2 separate regions of the Homo sapiens genome follow, and region 1 is linked to region 2. Evidence: read pairs that join two places in POLR2A ChIA-PET (ENCODE). Cell type or tissue: Panc1. All regions are shown on one strand. Links, peaks and the distances in the headings refer to the core of each region. The heading gives the core; the rest is flanking DNA.

Region 1 (9,092 bases), core at 2,756-7,755, 89 kb after region 2:
CTACATTATCTTATTTAATTCTGCAATGAGCTAACAAGGTATCTATCCCATGTCACGGATGTGGAAATTGGGTCTCACAGAGGTAAAGAGACTTCTGCAAGATTTCACAGCTCATAAGCAAAAGAGATACACTAAGGCTGTCTGTGACCTCCACAGCTTCTCAAAGCTAGTGAGTGCTCTTTATGGCAAGCACTTGCCCACGTGGTAGTTCCAAAATGCAGTTCCCACACACAGAGTCTCTCCCGTCGGGGAATATCATTCCATCTCGGAAGCTCTGTGAACAGCTGCAGCTCAAAGTGCTTGGAGCTTTGCAAAATGCTACACTGTTCCTTTCAAACCCCAAGGTCTCTTCCTTGTAGTGTAAGATAGCACCAGAGCTGGGAGCATTTATAGAGTGCTATAGTGTAGTCCTCTCATTCAGCTGATGCCCCAGGAGGTGAGGCCCAGTGGTGCTGGGCCCCCAGATCTCCCCGCCAGTTAGAAGCAACAGGCGTGTCAGTCCCTGGACTCTCAGAACTGTTTCCCGGGGAGCGCACAAAGACAGATATGCTTGCGTTTCCTCTGCAACTCGGGAAGAGATTATTCCTCTGGCTAGGGGGATTTAATTCAGTTCCACAGATACTTACTGAAAGCCTACTATGTGCCCTGCCAAATATCTCAGCTTGTTTGGGCAAGAAACTCTGGCCCACACTTGGACATACAGATCTGACAGGGACAAGAGGAGGAGCTTCCATACTTCAAGGCTGTTTAGTACCTTCTTTTTCCGTCCGTTCTGTCACCACTCATGTCCAGCCTTTCCTTCAAGAACTCTAAAGGAGAAATTATGTCTCAAGTAGCTGTGTGTCCAGGGTTTCCAGACTCCTGAAGAGGTGTTTTTTTGTTTGTTCGTTTGTTTTTTAGACGGTGTCTTGCTCTGTTGCCCAGGCTGGAGTGCGGTGGCGCAATCTCAGCTCACTGCAACCTCCGCCTCCTGGGTTCAAGCGAGTCTCCTACTTCAGCCTCCCAAGTAGCTGAGATTACAGGCGCCTGCCACCACACCCAGCTAATTTTTGTATTTTTAGTAGAGACGGGGTTTTGCCATGTTGGCCAGGCTGGTCTCGAGCTCCTGACCTCAGGTGATCCACATGACTCAGTCTCCCAAAGTGCCGGGATTACAAGTGTGAGCGACTGCGCCTGGCCCGAACACAGAGTTTTAAGTACCTAACTTGCTAACTGGGGAACAAACCAGCAGATGGGGGAGGGAGTCAGGGTCTTTGGAAGATACCTACTGAGGGACAGGGCTGAGGGGAGGAGGCAGAGTGGCAGAGGGAGTGATTTGGGGAGGCACTGCTACGTGGAGGTGGTGCCCTGCCTTCAGCTTTGGCTCAGCAGGGCACTCAGAACATGAATTACAGCCGAAAGAGCTCCTTGGAAGGCTTGATCGTTAGCCATCACGTCTTTCACTTAAGGAAATGGAGGCCCAGAAAGGGGAAGGATGTTATTTGCAGCATGAGAGGAATTGGAGTCTGTTCTGCTGACTGTCTGGTCAGGTCCTTGACACAAAACCACCGTGGCAGTAGAGGCCAGGGTGTCCTGGGGAGCCGGCACAGCCCACTTCCTGCCTTAGCCCATCTGGCCCGGGATGGGCTGGCTTTGGCTGTTGGAGGTATTTGTGGCAGTGGCAATCCAAGAGAGAGAGGGTGTCATTTTAGTGATGCCAGAGATCTCCTGCAGCCCCAGCCCCTCATTCTCATTTGGAGCCTTCTTTGAGGTCTTGCTTAGGCCGGGGAGTTATGGCCTGTGGCTTCAGGTTGGGAATTTGCCACTGTAGAAAGGCATCACAGTACGGAGAAAAGTGGCCCAGCTTTGAAGCCATTTGACTTGGGTCTGAGCCTGACCTGACCATAGCTGCATGACCTCCCGGCTTTCTGATCCAGTTTCATCATCTGTAAAATGGGCCGAATAATACCTACCTTGAGTGAAGATGAATAATTATTTATATAAAGTTTTTTCCCCACAAAGTAGATGCCTATTAGATGGTACCCATTAATCTTGTTTTATATACCCTTATTGAGGTGTAATTGACAGACAAAACCCTGCACATACTTAAATTGTACAACTTGGTGAGTTTTGACATATGTATACGGTCATGAAACTATCCCCACAATTAAGCTAATGAACATAACGATTACCCCTAAAAGTGTCCTTCCGAGCTTTATCCCTCCTTCCTGCCCCCTTCCATCTCCTGCCCTCCATCCTCAGGCAACCACTGGACTAAGCTGCTTTCTCACACTATAGGTTCGTTTGCATTTTCTGGAGCTTTATGTAAATGGAATTATACAGCATGCATTTTTTTTTCATTCAGCGTAATTATTTTGCTGTTCATCAATGTTGTGTGTATCAGTAGTCCTAGTTGTGGATATACCACAATTTATTTATCCATTTACTTGTTGACACACATTTAGGTTGTTTCAAATTTTGGACTATTAAAATAAAGCCATTAGAATCATTTGTGGAAAAAAATGTTGTGGGGACATAAGTATTTATTTCTCATGAGTAATCTCCTAAGAGTAGAGTGGCTGGGTCATGTGGTGGGCGTTTGTTTAACTTTTAAAGAAGCTGCCAAACTGTTGCCTAGAGCACGGGTACCATTTTATATCACCACCAGCTGTGTACTAGAATTCCAGGCACTTCACTTCCTTGCCAACACTTGGTATGATCTATCTTTTTCTTTTTCTTTTTTTCTTTCTTCTCTTTTTCTTTTTTTTTTTTTTTTTTGAGACAGATTCTCACTCTGTGGGCCAGGCTGGAATGCAGTGGCGCAATCTCAGCTCACTGCAACCTCTGCCTCCGGGGTTCAAGCGATTCTCCTGCCTCAGCCTCCTGAGTAGCTGGGATTACAGGCACCTGGCCACCATGCCTGGCCTATTTTTGTATTTTTAGTAGAGACGGGGTTTCACCATGTTAGCCAGGCTGGTGTTGAACTCCTGACCTCAAGTGATCTGCCCGCCTCAGCCCCACAAAGTGCTGGGATTACAGGCGTGAGCCACAGCGCGCAGCCCATCTTTTTCATTTTAATAGGTGTATGGTGATATCTCATTGTGTTTTTTTGTGCATTCCCGTAAACACTAATGATATTGAGCTTCATTTTTATGTGCTTTGTTTGCCACCTGGATGGCTCCTCTGGTGAAATGTTTAGATTTTTTTACCCATTTAAAGAAAATTGGGTTGTTTGTCTTCTTATGATTGAGTTGTAAGGTTTCCTTATATATTCTACAGATAAGTCCTTTATTGGATATGCTTTGCAAAATTGTTCTCCAATTCTGTGGCTTGTACATGACAGGAGATGGAAGCAAGTAAGCTAATTATTGCAATTCAGTTGAATAAGTGCTGTGCACAGGAAGTGCAGAGGAAGAGCGGTGATCTCAGGATGGGGAGTCAAGGAAGCTTCCTTAAGGAGAAGCTATATGAATTGGATCTTAAAGGAAATGAAAAGTTATCTAGGCGAGGGAAGGGTAGCCTCAGTAGAAGTTCGTATGTGCCAAGGCATGGAAACAGGAAACGTCGTGGTACACACAGTACTATGAATAATTTGACCTGGTTGGAACACCAGGATTTTGGAGCGAAGAGTCTGAACTGGAATCCCAGTTTTCTTACTGGCTGGGTGCCTTTTCTTTTTATTTAACTTTTTATTTGGAAACGATTGTAGATGCACAGGAAGTTGAAAAGATAGTACAGAGACTCCTGATGCATCCTTCCTTTAGTTTCTTGTTTCTTCTTACATAATTATAGTACAATATCAAAACCAGCCATCTGAGATTGGTACAACATGTGTATAGTTTGTGTCATTTTCTCTTGTGTGTAGGTTAGTATAGGCATCCCTAGAATCAAGATAGAGAACTATTTCTTTTTCTTTTCTTTTTCTTTTTTTTTTTTTTTTTAAGACAGAGTTGCACTCTGTCACCCAGGCTGGAGTGCAGTGGCGCGATCTCAGCTCACTGCAACCACCGCCTCCCAGGTTCAAGCAGTTCTCCTGCCTCAGCCTCCCAAGTAGCTGGGTTTACAGGTGCCTGCCACCACGCCCGGCAAATTTTTTTTTTTTTTTGTATTTTTAGTGGAGACAAGGTTTCACTGTGTTAGCCAGGATGGTCTCTGTCTCCTGATCTCATGCTCCGCCTGCCTCAGCCTCCCAAAGTGCTGGGATTATAGATGTGAGCCACTGCGCCCGGTGGATACAGAACTATTTTATCATCAAAAAGGTCTTCCTTGTGCTGACCCTTTTTTGTCACCCTGCCCCCACCTCTGTTTTTCACTTCTATAATTTTGCCTTTGGAGAATATTCTCTAAATAGGATCATACAATATACAACCTTTTGAGGTTGGCTTTTTTGCACTCATCATAATGCCCTTCAGGTCTACTAAAATTGTTGAATTTATCAATAGTTTGCTCTTTTTGTTAAATTACCGAATAGTATTCCATGGTATGCATGTATCACAGTTTAATTGTTTGCCTATGGAAGGGCATTTTGCTTAATTTCAGTTTTTGGCTATTACAAGTTAAGCTGCTATGAACAATTGTGTTCTGATTTTTGTGTGGACATAAATTTTTGCTTCTCTGATATAAATGCCGAGGAGTTCAATTGCTAAGTTGCATGGTGAGCATATTATTTTGTTTTTGAAGAAACGGCCAAACCATTTCCTAGAGGGGCTGTATCACTTTACATGCCCACCAGCAACATAATCCACTTCCTCCACATGCTTGCCAGCATTTGGTGTTGTCACTTTTTCTCAACTTTAGCTGTTCCCTTGTTTTTGGACACGGAGTTTCACTCTTGTCACCCAGCCTGGAGTGCAGTGGTGCTATCTTGGCTCACTGCAACCTCCACCTCCCGGGTTCAAGCGATTCTTCTGCCTCAGCCTCCTGAGTAGCTGGGATTACAGGTGTGCGCCACCATGCCTGGCTAATTTTTTTGTATCTTTAGTAGAGACGGGGTTTTGCCATGTTGGCCAGTGGCCAGTCTGGTCTCGAACTCCTGATCTCAGGTGATCCACGTGCCTCGGCCTCCTGAAGTGCTGGGATTATAGGCGTGAGCCACTGTGCCCCCCCAACGTTAGCTGTTTTAATAGATGTGTAGTGATATCTTATTGTGGTCTTAATTTGTGTTTCCCTAACAGCTGGTTGTGTGCCTCTCTTTCTGCTCCCCCAGTCTGGCTGTCTGAATCTAGACCACAGCCTGTACTCCTTAAGTGTTGGAAGCAAGAAGATTTGGTGCTGACAAACCCCCTCCCATCATTTTCAGAGCTGCCCCAGGAATCTGACTTCCTTGTTCTTCAGCCCAGTTCACCAGTTATAGGAAATCTTTAGTCATTGTCCTGGGTAGCCCATGAAAAGTGATATTTTATAGAGCTGTGTATTTTTCCAGGGAGGATTGTTTTTGTTCACAGATGAGCAAACATCCTGTAAGTGCTGATTTTTCACTGTGCTTTCCACCCTGTTCCTCCCTGGTGCCAGCGTGCCAACATCTCTACTTACTGGCAGCCTAGTTGAAGAAACCTCTAGAGTTGGCCCAGGAGGACTGTTTTCTCAGTGTTTAGAGATCATACAGTGCCAAGGGCAGCTGCCATGGCCTCAAGCCTTCCCTAGCTCAGCATCTTCTACTCTTTCCTCTTACAGATGGAGAGGCAACTTCAATGCACTGGGGAAAGAAACGAACAATGACAGTGAATGATGATATTGCACTTCTTATGGACCAGGCTCTAAGTGTTTTATGTATATTAATTCACTTAATCCCCATGACAACCCTAAGAATTGGGTACAATTTATAACTCCATTTTATAAATGAGGAAACAGGCATAGAGAGGTCTCATAGCTAGTAAGTTGGAATTTGAACCTGGGGAGTAGGACACCCAGGTCTGTCCTCTTAGTCATTATGCTATGCTACCTGCTACTTTCTTACTTTCTTTTTTTTTTTTTGAGACAGGGTCTCACTCTGACACCCAGGCTGGAGTGCGCCTGGGAGGGATGTCATCTCACTGCAACCTCCACCTCCCGGGTTCAAGTGATTCTCATGTCTCAGCCTCCCAAGTAGCTGGGACTACAGGCACGGGCCACCACACCCAGCTAATTTTTTGTGTTTTTAGTAGAGACAGGGTTTTGCCATGTTGACCAGGCTGGTCTCAAACTCCTGACCTCCTGTGATCTGCCCGCCCCGGCCTCCCAAAGTGTTGGGATTACAGGCGTGAGCCACCATGCCCGGCCACTGCTTGTTACTATGTGTACATTACCTGCACTAGGGTGGATAGAACCTCATGTGGCACACACATGACGCCACATAACACGGCTCATGTGTTCACAGTGCCCAGCACAGAAGCATGCACATAGTAGGTGTTTATTTAAAAAAGTTGATTGAATGCTGAATGAGTGAGTGGGCACTCTTCACTGACGAACTGGGGTAAGGCACATACTCCCTGTTTGATTTCAGTGTAGCACTGCCCTATAGCTGGGCAAACACCTTGGTGTCTCCCCTTAGGAGCATGTGGGAAGAAGAGGAGGATTTGCCATGAGCTTTCTCTGGGACAGGAGCAGTTTGGGATGTTGAGATGGGAAATGGAGTATTGAGAAGTGAGTGTATTTCCAGGGGGAATGGAGAGGTCTTTGGAGACCTGCATTGGCCATGGGCTCCCCAGTTGTGAGTGGGCTCAGGCTCTGGATCACCGCTGGGAAGATACCCTTCTATTTATTTATTCATTATTTTTATTTTTGAGATGGAGTTTTGCTCTTGTTGTCCAGGCTGGAGTGCAATGGTACAATCTCAGCTCACTGCAACCTCCGCCTCCTGGGTTCAAGTGATTCTCCCACCTCAGCCTCCTGAGTAGCTGGGATTGCAGGCGCCCGCCATCATGCCCAGCTAATTTTTATATTTTTAGTAGAGACAGGGTTTCACCATGTTAGTCAGGCTGGTCTTGAACTCCTGACCTCACGTGATCTGCCCGTCTTGGCCTTCCAAACTGCTGGGATTACAGGCGTGAGCCACTGCGCCCGGCCCTCTTCTGTTTTCTGAGTCTCCTGTGCACTCAGGGCTGGCTCACATATACTGCAGGAAGAGGCAGGAGGAGGATGACACAGGGGACTGGACCTTGGAGGATAGCACATGATTGCACTGGCCCTCAGATTTTCAACCCCCTGCCTGTGCAGCAGTAACCTTGACTGCATTGTAGAGACTCCCATCCACTTCATCTCACCCTTGCCCATCAGGGGTGTCTGGGAAAGAGAGGTTTCTAGCCTGACAGATCTGAGTTCCAATTGCAATGCCTCAGTTGCCTCACCTGTAGACAGAGCAATAATAATAGCTGGTTTGTAGATTGTTGTGAGGGCAAAGTGGAGAAGTGTCTTAGGGAGTGTTGGCTCCCTCTCCTAACTCTTTGCCTCTCCTCCTCTCCTGGAGGCCCTCTTCATGAACACCCAGCTGTAGGGCAGTGCTGCACTGAAAGAAAACGGGACATGTGCCTTACCCAAGTTCAGTCAGCGAAGAGTGTCCATTCACTCATTCAGCATTCAATCGACTTTTTAAATGAACACCTACTGTGTGCTTGCCTCTGTGCTGGGCACTGTGAACACATGAGCCATGGCGCTTGACCTCCTGTAGCATGTGAGCTAAAGAGAGAGAGACAAATGCTAATTAAATAGTAACACAATCAAATGTGAAACCGTGAATTGTGGGGGTTGCTGTGGAGGAAGCTCTGTGGTGTTGCGTGAATGAACCACAGCCTGGGAAGCCAGTGGATAGATACTTCCTCGGGAAAGTGATTTCATCCTGGGGTTTGACTCTCTAGCTTTGGGCCACTGGAGAGGCCAGTGTGGAAGATTCAGTAGGATCAGTCCACTTTATGCTATATCCTGACTATAGGCTGACCAGGCGCCTGGCCACCCCAGGGCCCTCACCCCGCCTCCAACAGCCTAGACCGTTCCTTGAGATTACCCATATCCAACCATCCACAGGTGCTGCCGATACTGCAGGAACCGACTGAGCTTGGATCCCACACCTTACAGACCCGGAGCATCTTTTCTGTTGTTTATTTTTGGGTTAGCTCATAACTCACTTTATCACTCAGCCGAACAGTGAGCCACCATGGACCATGGTGGTTTTGATCATCATACAGATATTTAAAGACAACTTTATTGAGGTACAGTTTATATTCCATGAAATCAACCCATGTTAAGTATACAATTCAGTGATTTTTTTTAGTAAACTTACTGAGCTGTGCAGTTGTCACCACAATCCAGTTATAGAACATTTCCGTCATTAGTGGGGTCAGCTTTAGATGCAAAAGACAGGAGAATTATTTTTGTTTTTATGGGATTAGTTCTGTGCTCCCAGCAGGAAGATCTCATTAATTAATTAATTAATTCAATTAGTATTTACTGAGAGCCTGGTTGGGGGGGGGGCGCCCACAGCAGGGTTGGGTGCAAAGGGAAATAAATAAATAAACAAGTGGTGGGGGCTGCTTCACTGTGGCTGATGAGCTTCCACTGTCAAGTGTAGCCTAACTTGCCTGCTCAGGTGGGGTTCATGGCAGCTGCAGGGCAGGTTTCTGCTTTCTACCCTGTAACTCTTATTGGAAGGCAAGGCAAAGGCCTTCTTTTGCAATACCTGGTATTGCAGTGAATTATTGACTGAGCAGACAGAGAGACGTGTCCTCGCCAACATCTACAAATAGCTCTGGGCTTTGGCAGGCCTGGATGCAGGATCTTGGAAAAGAGGAGCGTGGGTCTGCTGTTTACAGTGCAAAGATTTGACAGGTGAAATTGGGGCGAGGGTGCGCTGAGGGAGGAAAGGAGTGCAGGCAACGTCAGGGCCGGTGGCCAGGGTGAATCCAGGGAAGCGGGTGCCTGTGTGCACGGTGGGTGTTGCTTGGAGGCTGGGGAGTGAGTGGGAGTATGGCCTTGTATACTAGACTGAGAGGCATTTGCACTTAATGGAGTAAACATGGAAGATGCAATTTCAGTGTCTGAGGAGGAGCTTAATGATTCAGAGCTGGACTTCAGGAGATTAATCTTTTGTGAGAAGATAAGCAAGGGATGGGTTGGGAGACTGTTGTGAGGGTCCTAGTATT
Region 2 (9,092 bases), core at 1,468-6,467:
AAATTTATAATTATATTTATTATAATTATTAAATTTATCAATATCTATTACATTTTTATACCTGTATAAATTAACAATAATTCATTAATATTATCTTTTATCTGCCCAATGCTCAAACTTTCCCAGTCGCCAAATTTCTCTTCTATCCCAATTAGGATTTAATCAAAAAGTGTGTTTTGTTTTGTCCTTTTAGTCTCATTTAATCTAACACAGTTACCTTCCTCCTTTATGATACTGATTTTCTAAAGTCATCACAGCGGATATGGAAAGTCCTGTATTCTGGCTTTGTCTGTTTCCTCATAGTAACAGTCACCTTGCTACTTGATCCCATTTACCTTCTTGTAAAGTGGAAGCTTCTCCTGGAGCTTGATTAATTCGGGTTATAATTTCTGACAAGAATTATTCTATAGGTAAATCCATGATAATTAATATTGCATTACATCAGGGGACCCATAATGCCAGATAGTCTTATTGTTAGTGATGTCAAATTTGGTCACTCAGCTAAGGTGGTGACAGACAGATCTCTCCATTGTAGTGGTCCATTTTTCTTTTTGCAATTTACAAGCAATAGTTTTTGCATCCACCAATGATCATTTGTTCCTTTTAAACCCACTAGATTGGCAAAAATTTTAAAAATCTGATAATACCAAGGGTTAACATAAGTGTAAAGTCATTATTAATTGCTGGTAGGAGTGTAAGTTGATCAAATCACTTTGGAAATCCATTTCATATTATCTGCCAGAGCTGAAGAGGCTTATAGTTTACAATCCATTCTATCTTCCACCATTTTAAGAGAAACTCTCACGCAGGTGTACAAGGAGACACACACAATAATTTTTATAGCAGATTGTTTTGTAAGAGCAAAACTTGGAAACAACCCAAATGTGCATCAAAAAAGGAATGAATAAAGTTTTATATAGTCAAACAATAGGATACTGTAAAATAGTAATATTGAATGGCCTAAAGCCACAAACATCAGTCTGATGAATCTCACAATCATTACACACACACACACACTCTCTCTCTCTAGGAGGAAACATGCAAGGCTTTTGATAAAGATGCTGAAATTAACACATGTATTTGCCTCTGCTGTTTCTCCAAACTCCACTAAAACAACAGCAAATTTTTTTAAAAAGCATAAATGTTTGCACAAAAGCAAATGAAGAAGAGGGTAGACAGGGGCAATAACAACTTGCAGGCATAACTAATGATAATGATTTAGCAGACTGAAAAAGTTACTCTTAAGCTGGCAGGGAAAATGCAAAGAAGTACTATATATGTTTCCCAAAACACACAAAAGTTTCAGGAATTGGCAGCACCAAGTATCTCTTGCAATAGGAGTAAATATGGGCTTAAAAAAGACAAGTTGGTTTCAATTCTACTCTAAACCTGCAGCATGATGACTGTCCCTCTCTAGTCTGGCAGAAGATTGAGAGGGTAAAACAAAGGGCTCGGGTGTAGGACTGGAAAAGTGGTGGTTATAGCACTAATTTAGCATTGGACAGGTAGGGTGCTGGATCCTAGGAGGCCTGTGAAAATAGCTTAGGTATTCAACAATGGGTACAGCCACGGAGGCCTACACAGATTCAACAGATTGGTAGAAAGGAGGAAACAAACATAACAGAAATGCAAAGAGAAAAAGAAGGTACAGTGAGAGTGAGTGAGAGAGAGAATGATTTGCAGATGTGAGGTAAGATTTCAGAGGTGAAGTTCTAGTGATGACCAAGCCCTTGGTTTCTCTTCGAGGAAATCTTGCTGAGAAACATGCCCCTAAAAACAGCTTTGATGCCTTGTGATTAGGGGCGATGGCTTTCATTATTTTCCTCCACTCTCAATAAGCGCCAACAGAAAAAAGCTACTCCAGAATCTTCTTTGTTGCAATATGAGGCAGAATGAACAAAATTGCAACAGCTACTGTTATAATAGGAAGCAACATGGTGTAAGATGTAGTTTTAACAAGTAGAAGAGGCCCTGGTGCATCTGATTTGCCCTCTCTGAGTGCCAGAGCGTTAGCTACCATTGTCAGGAAGCCTGTCTCGTGCGTCTTGACTTTCCCAACATCTAGAGGACTTCTTTAACCTAATGAGATGAAGATGAGCTGAGAATGACATCTTGAAAAGATCTGAGCCAGTAGTTTTCCAAGCGGTTCTCAGACCAGCAGCATCAGCGTGGGAACTTTGTAGAAATGCAAATAATTTGGGATCTATCCCAAACCTATCGAATCAGAAGTTTTTGGGGTGGAGCCCAGCAATATGTGTTTTTAAAAGCTCTTCAGGTAAGCACACCAAGGTTTGAGAATCACTGACCTGGATGTAATTTTTTATAATTTTTTTAAATTTTTTTGAGTCAGAGTATCCATCACCCAGGCTGGAGTCTAGTGGCGCGATCTCAGCTTACTGCAACCTCCGCCTCCTGGGTTCAAGCAATTCTTGTGCCTCCGCCTCCCAGTAGCTGGAATTACAGATGCACGCAACCACACCCAGATAATTTTTTTTTTTTTTTTTGAGATGGAGTCTCGCTCTGTCACCAGGCTGGAGTGCAGTGGTGCAGTCTTGGCTCACTGCAACCTCTGCCTCCCAGGTTCAGGTGATTCTCCTACTTCAGCCTCCTGAGTAGCTGGGATTACAGGCATGTGCCACCGTACCTGGCTAATTTTTGTACTTTTAGTAGAGACGGGGTTTCACCATGTTGGTCAGGCTGGTCTCGAACTACTGACCTCGTGATCCGCCAGCCTCGGCCTCCCAAAGTGCCAGGATTACAGGCATGAGCCACCGCACCCAGCCAGTTTTTGTATTTTTGTAGTGATGGGGTTTCACCATGTTGGCCAGGCTGGCGTCGAACTCCTGACCTCAAGTGATCTGCCCACCTCAGCCTCCCAAAGTGCTGGGATTACAGATGTGAGCCATCGTGCCCGGCCTAGATGTAATTTTTAGTCAACTTAAGCATGTGTAACCATATGCAATTATGCGCAAACAGTATAAATAGAGCTGATGTTAATCTCTAGCCCCGTTGCCTGGAGTGTTGGTGAAACTCTTTTATTTTGTAATCCTTTTTATATTTTAGTGGATGTTTCTATTGATTCTCTTCTGTACCCGCTGTTTCCTCTTTTATTGGAAGACACTAAAACAATTCAGAAATTTTTATAGGAATGCAGAGGATTCAAAATGTCTGAGTCGTGCTCTTCCAAAGCAAGAATCATGTCATAGCCATCTTTTTTTTTTCTTGTAAGAGCTTTATTGAAATATAGTTTACATACCACACAATTCACCCGTTTAAAGGAATCCCCTCTCCTGCCAGTCAATGCTTTTTGGGTTTCACAGAATTGTGAAACCATCAGTACAACCAATTTTAGACGAATTTTATCATCCCCAAAGGAAACCTCATACCTATCAGCAGCTACTCCTCATTTCCTCTGAAATCCTCCAGTCTTAGCTTTTACTAATCTAGTTTCTGTTCCTATAGATTGCCTAGCCTGGACATTTCATGTAATGCATTACACTATGATGTTTCACGACTGGCTTCTTTCACTTAGTATAATGTTTTGAAGGTTCATCCATGTTATAGCATTTACCAGTACTTTATTTCTTTCAATTGCTTAATACTCCCTTATGTGGATACACAGTAGTTTCCTCTTATCTGGGGGGCATATGTTCCGAGTTCTCCAGGGAATGCTTGAAACCACAGATAGCACCAAATCCTATATATACTATGTTTTTTTCTATATATAGATACTTAGGATAAAGTTTAATTTATAAATTATAAGATAAAAATAGAAATAAAAATAAATTAGGCTCAGTAAGATATTAACAACAGCAATAACTAAATAGAACAATTCATAAAAATATGCCAGCATCACTGCTTTTGTGCTTTAGGGCCATTATCAAGAAAAATATGGGTGACTTGAATACAAGAACTGTGATACTGTAACTGTCAATCTGATAGTTACTAAGTGACTAATGGTGTTATAGAGAACATAGATGCACAGGACAAAGGGATGATTCACTTCCTGGGAAGGATGGAGTGGGATGACATAAGATTTTATCATGCTACTCAGAACAAGACACAGTTTCAAACTTTTTTTTTTTTTTTTTGAGACAGCGTTTCCACTCTGTCACCCAGGCTGGAGCACAGTGGCTCAGTCTCTGCTCACTGCAACCTCTGCCTCCCAGGTTCAAGCAATCCTCCCGCCTCAGCCCCGCAAGCAGCTGGGACCACAGGCATGCGCCACCATGCCTGGCTACTTTTTGTATATTTTGTAGAGATGAGGTTTCACCAAGTTGGCTAAGCTGGTTTTGAACTCTGGGCCTCAAGTGATCTGCCTGTCTTGGCTTCCCAAAATGCTGGGATTACAGGAGTGAGCCACTGCACCTGGCCTGCACAATTTAAAACTCATAAATTGTTTATTTCTGGAGTTTTTCATTTCACATTTTCCCAATGCAATTGACTGTATGTAACTGAAACTGCAGAAGGTGAAACTGCGGATGAGAAGAAGCACTACTGTACTACATTACATTTGTCCATTCATTAGTTGATGGACATTTGGGTTGTTTTCACTTTGGGACTATTATGAATAATGCTGCTAAGAGCATTTGTGTACAAGTTTTTGTGTATGCATATATTTTCATTTCTCTGGGTATACATACACCTAGGAATGGTAACTATGTTTAACATTTCGAAGAACTACCAGGCTGTTTTCCAAAGTCACAAGACACGATTTCAAGATTTTTCTTTTTCTTTGAGACAGATTCTCCACTCTGTCACCCAGGCATTGTACCATTTTACCTTCCTGGCATCAGTGCATGAGAGTTTCAGTTTCTCTACATTCTCATCAACATTTGCTCTTATCTGTCTTTTAAATTATAACCATCCTAGTGGGTGTGAAGTGATATCTGATTGTGGTTTTGATTTGCAGTTCCTTGAGAACTAATGATGTTGAGCATTATTTTTGTGGTTACTGACCATTTGTGTATCTTCTTTGCAGAAGTGCCAATTTAGATTCTTGCTTTTATTTGTTTATTTAGTTAGTTTTCAAGACAGAGTCTCTCTCTGTCTCCCAGGCTGGAGTGCAATGGCTTGATCACGGATCACTGCAGCCTTGTCTTCCCAGGCTCAAGCAATCCTCTTGCCTCAGCCTCCCTAGTAGCTGGGACTACAGGTGTGTATCACCACGCCAGGCTAATTTTTGTATTTTTTGTAGAGACAGGGTTTTGCCACGTTGCCCAGGCTGGTCTCAAACTCTTCGGCTCAAGCCATCTGCCCATCTTGACCTCCTAAAGTGCTGGGATTACAAGGCTTCAGCCACCACTCCCAGCCTGCTAAGAGTTTTATGGTTTCACCTCTTATGTTTAGGTCTTTTATTTTATTTTATTTTATTTTTTAATTGATCATTCTTGGGTGTTTCTTGCAGAGGGGGATTTGGCAGGGTCATAGGACAATAGTGGAGGGAAGGTCAGCAGATAAACAAGAGAACAAAGGTCTCTGGTTTTCCTAGGGAGTGGTGATGACTCTTAACGAGCATGCTGCCTTCAAGCATCTGTTTAACAAAGCACATCTTGCACCGCCCTTAATCCATTTAACCCTGAGTGGACACAGCACATGTTTCAGAGAGCACAGGGTTGGGGGTAAGGCCACAGATCAACAGGATCCCAAGGCAGAAGAATTTTTCTTAGTACAGAACAAAGTGAAAAGTCTCCCATGTCTACTTCTTTCTACACAGACACAGCAACCATCCGATTTCTCAATCTTTTCCCCACCTTTCCCCCTTTTCTATTCCACAAAACCGCCATTGTCATCATGGCCCGTTCTCAATGGGCTGTTGGGTTCACCTCCCAGACGGGGTGGTGGCCGGACAGAGGGGCTCCTCACTTCCCAGTAGGGGCGGCCGGGCAGAGGCGCCCCTCACCTCCCGGACGGGGCGGCTGGCCGGGTGGGGGGCTGACCCCCACCTCCCTCCCGGACGGGGCGGCTGCCGGGCGGAGACGCTCCTCACTTCCCAGACGGGGTGGCTGCTGGGCGGAGGGGCTCCTCACTTCTCAGACGGGGCGGCCGGGCAGAGACGCTCCTCACCTCCCAGATGGGGCGGCGGGGCAGAGGGGCTCCTCACATCCCAGAGGATGGGCGGCCAGGCAGAGACGCTCCTCACTTCCCAGACGGCGTGGCAGCTGGGCAGAGGCTGCAATCTCGGCACTTTGGGAGGCCAAGGCAGGTGGCTGGGAGGTGGAGGTTGTAGCGAGCCGAGATCACGCCACTGTACTCCAGCCTGGGCAACATTGAGCACTGAGTGAACAAGACTCCGTCTGCAATCCTGGCACCTCAGGAGGCCGAGGCTGGCGGATCACTCGCGGTCAGGAGCTGGAGACCAGCCCGGCCAACAGCGAAACCCCGTCTCCACCAAAAAAATACGAAAACCAGTCAGGTGTGGCGGCGCGTGCCTGCAATCGCAGGCACTCGGCAGGCTGAGGCAGGAGAATCAGGCAGGGAGGTTGCAGTGAGCCGAGATGGCAGCAGTCCAGTCCAGCCTCAGCTAGGCATCAGAGGGAGACCGTGGAAAGAGAGGGAGAGGGAGACCGTGGGGAGAGGCAGAGGCAGGGGCAGGGGCAGGGGCAGGGGCAGGGGCAGAGGCAGAGGCAGAGGCAGACTGTTTAGGTCTTTAATGGGAGAGGGAGACTGTTTAGGTCTTTAATCCATTTTGAGTTAACTTTTGTGTGTGGTATAAGGTAAGAGTCCAACTTCATTCTTTTGGATGTACATATCCAATTGTTTCAGCACCATTTATTGAATTGTCTTAGCACTTCTGCTAAAAATCAATTGACTCTAAATGTGAGATCTATTTCTAGACTCTCAGTTCTATTCCATTGATCTATATGTCTATCCTTTTGTCAGTGATACTCTGTCTTGATACTGAAACTTGGTAGTAAGTTGTGAAATTAGAAAATGAGTCCTTCAACTTTGTTCTTCTTTAAAATTGTTTTGACTCTTTGGGGTCCCTTGCAATTCCATATGAATTCCTGTTCCCCCACCCTGAGAAACACATAGTTTCTCAGACCACAGCCATTCCTTATTGACCCACTAGCATAGAATAAATTAGTAACTTCCAGTTGCAATCATTATGGACGATTATTGACCCAGTCCTCAAATCAGAAAGGTCCGGGTGGGTAAGGGGCTCCTATTACTGATGAGGAGTGGACATAGACTGGGTCCCAGGGTCACTGTCCTGAGCATGGTAAGAATGAACTTGAGCACGACTCATGGGGCTGTCTGTGGAGCAGATTCCCTCCCCATAAGACAGAGGCCAGATACAGAGCAACCAACCCAGCACAGAAACCCCTCAGTGTGGGGATGCAGAACAAACCTCCAGGAATTCCTGCATTCTGGGGAATATGTGCCCTGGCAGCTTTGAAACAAGGGAATGACATCATACTAGACAACCTAAAGTAGTTCCCTCTTCAAAACCTCTGAAAGAGTTGAATAAAATATCGTCCACATTCTTTTAAATGCACACCTGAACTAACAGAAAAGTGAAGAAAATCACCAGGGGCCAAAAATAGAGAGAGAGGTAACTGGAGCAATCATTATGGGCTCGGGCTAAGGCTGTCTTGGGGCCTTGGTCTCAGCAACCCAGGGGCATGGCTTTTAACACATTACAATGCAAGGAGTAAGGAACTTGTGCCCTGATGAAGTGAGAATTCAGAACATAATAAGAGTGGACTAGAAAGCAATGCTCTTCCCACCCTCATCCTAGAAAAAAAACAAAGCAACTCATTTGTTTCAGCCTGTGTCTGGGTAAAGGAAAAAAAAGAGTCTCCTGAGCATTTGCAACACAAGCCCAGTACTCCTGGGGATCAAGGGTGTGGGTTCCCGCTTCCCAGGGTGGGTAGTTGAAGGGGTGGGTTGCCCCTCCACACCTGTGGGTGTTTCTCTTAAGGTGGAACGAGAGACTTGGAAAAGAAAAAGACACAGAGACAAAGTATAGAGAAAGAAATAAGGGGACCCGGGGAACCAGCGTTCAGCATATGGAGGATCCTGCCAGCCTCTGAGTTCCCTTAGTATTTATTCATCATTCGTGGGTGTTTCTCTGAGAGGGGGATGTGTCAGGGTCACAAGACAATAGTGGGGAGGGGGTCAGCAGACAAACACGTGAACAAAGGTCTTTGCATCATAGACAAGGTAAAGGATTAAGTGCTGTGCTTTTAGATATGCATACACATAAACATCTCAATGCTTTACAAAGCAGTATTGCTGCCCGCATGTCCCACCTCCAGCCCTAAGGCGGTTTTTCCCTATCTCAGTAGATGGAACATACAATCAGGTTTTATACCGAGACATTCCATTGCCCAGGGACGGGCAGGAGACAGATGCCTTCCTCTTGTCTCAACTGCAAGAGGCATGCCTTCCTCTTATACTAATCCTCCTCAGCACAGACCCTTTACGGGTGTCGGGCTGGGGGAGGGTCAGGTCTTTCCCTTCCCACGAGGCCATATTTCAGACTATCACACGGGGAGAAACCTTGGACAATACCTGGCTTTCTTAGGCAGAGGTCCCTGCGGCCTTCCGCAGTTTTTGTGTCCCTGGGTACTTGAGATTAGGGAGTGGTGATGACTCTTAACGAGCATGCTGCCTTCAAGCATCTGTTTAACAAAGCACATCTTGCACCGCCCTTAATCCATTTAACCCTGAGTTTGACACAGCACATGTTTCAGAGAGCACGGGGTTGGGGGTAAGGTCACAGAATCTCAAGGCAGAAGAATTTTTCTTAGTACATAACAAAATGGAGTCTCCCATGTCTACTTCTTTCTACACAGACACAGTGACAATCTGATCTCTCTTGCTTTTCCCCACAGGTAGTCCTTGAACCAATAACTTGAAAGTAAAAATTAGTCCCTGATCATTTGCTTGGCAACAATTTTAAAGTGTAATAATGAACATGGGAGAAGAGGTGTAGAGCCTCAGGATCTTTCACACACTGCTAGTGAAAATATAAATTTGTGCAGTCACTTTGGAAAACGGTTTGTCATGACCATTACCTCCTAAAGTTGAACATTTACACACTCTATATGACACAGAAGCTCCTTTTGAAGGTGAATGCCCAAGAT

Evidence for each region. Peaks named below come from ENCODE experiments on the same cell type or tissue, not always from the same donor. Only the 100,000 strongest peaks of a DNase experiment are listed, where the experiment ranks them.
Region 1: POLR2A ChIA-PET joins it to region 2 with 5 read pairs; 3 of 35 experiments call an interaction of 5 or more read pairs at or near these places.

The regions. Positions count from the first base shown.
Region 1 is chr3:186,966,313-186,975,404 of GRCh38, forward strand. The region is part of intron 2 of ST6GAL1 (ST6 beta-galactoside alpha-2,6-sialyltransferase 1); the gene reads left to right. Among named protein-coding and RNA genes, the nearest start is that of ST6GAL1, 40 kb to the left of the region's middle. In Panc1, for the core only: no CTCF peak of the experiment used is centred there; a DNase peak (open chromatin) is centred at 5,368.
Region 2 is chr3:186,878,996-186,888,087 of GRCh38, forward strand. No RefSeq gene overlaps it. Among named protein-coding and RNA genes, the nearest start is that of ADIPOQ-AS1, 22 kb to the left of the region's middle. RefSeq lists enhancers at 1,062-1,562, 1,563-2,063, 7,515-8,478, 8,479-9,092. In Panc1, for the core only: no CTCF peak of the experiment used is centred there; a DNase peak (open chromatin) is centred at 3,996.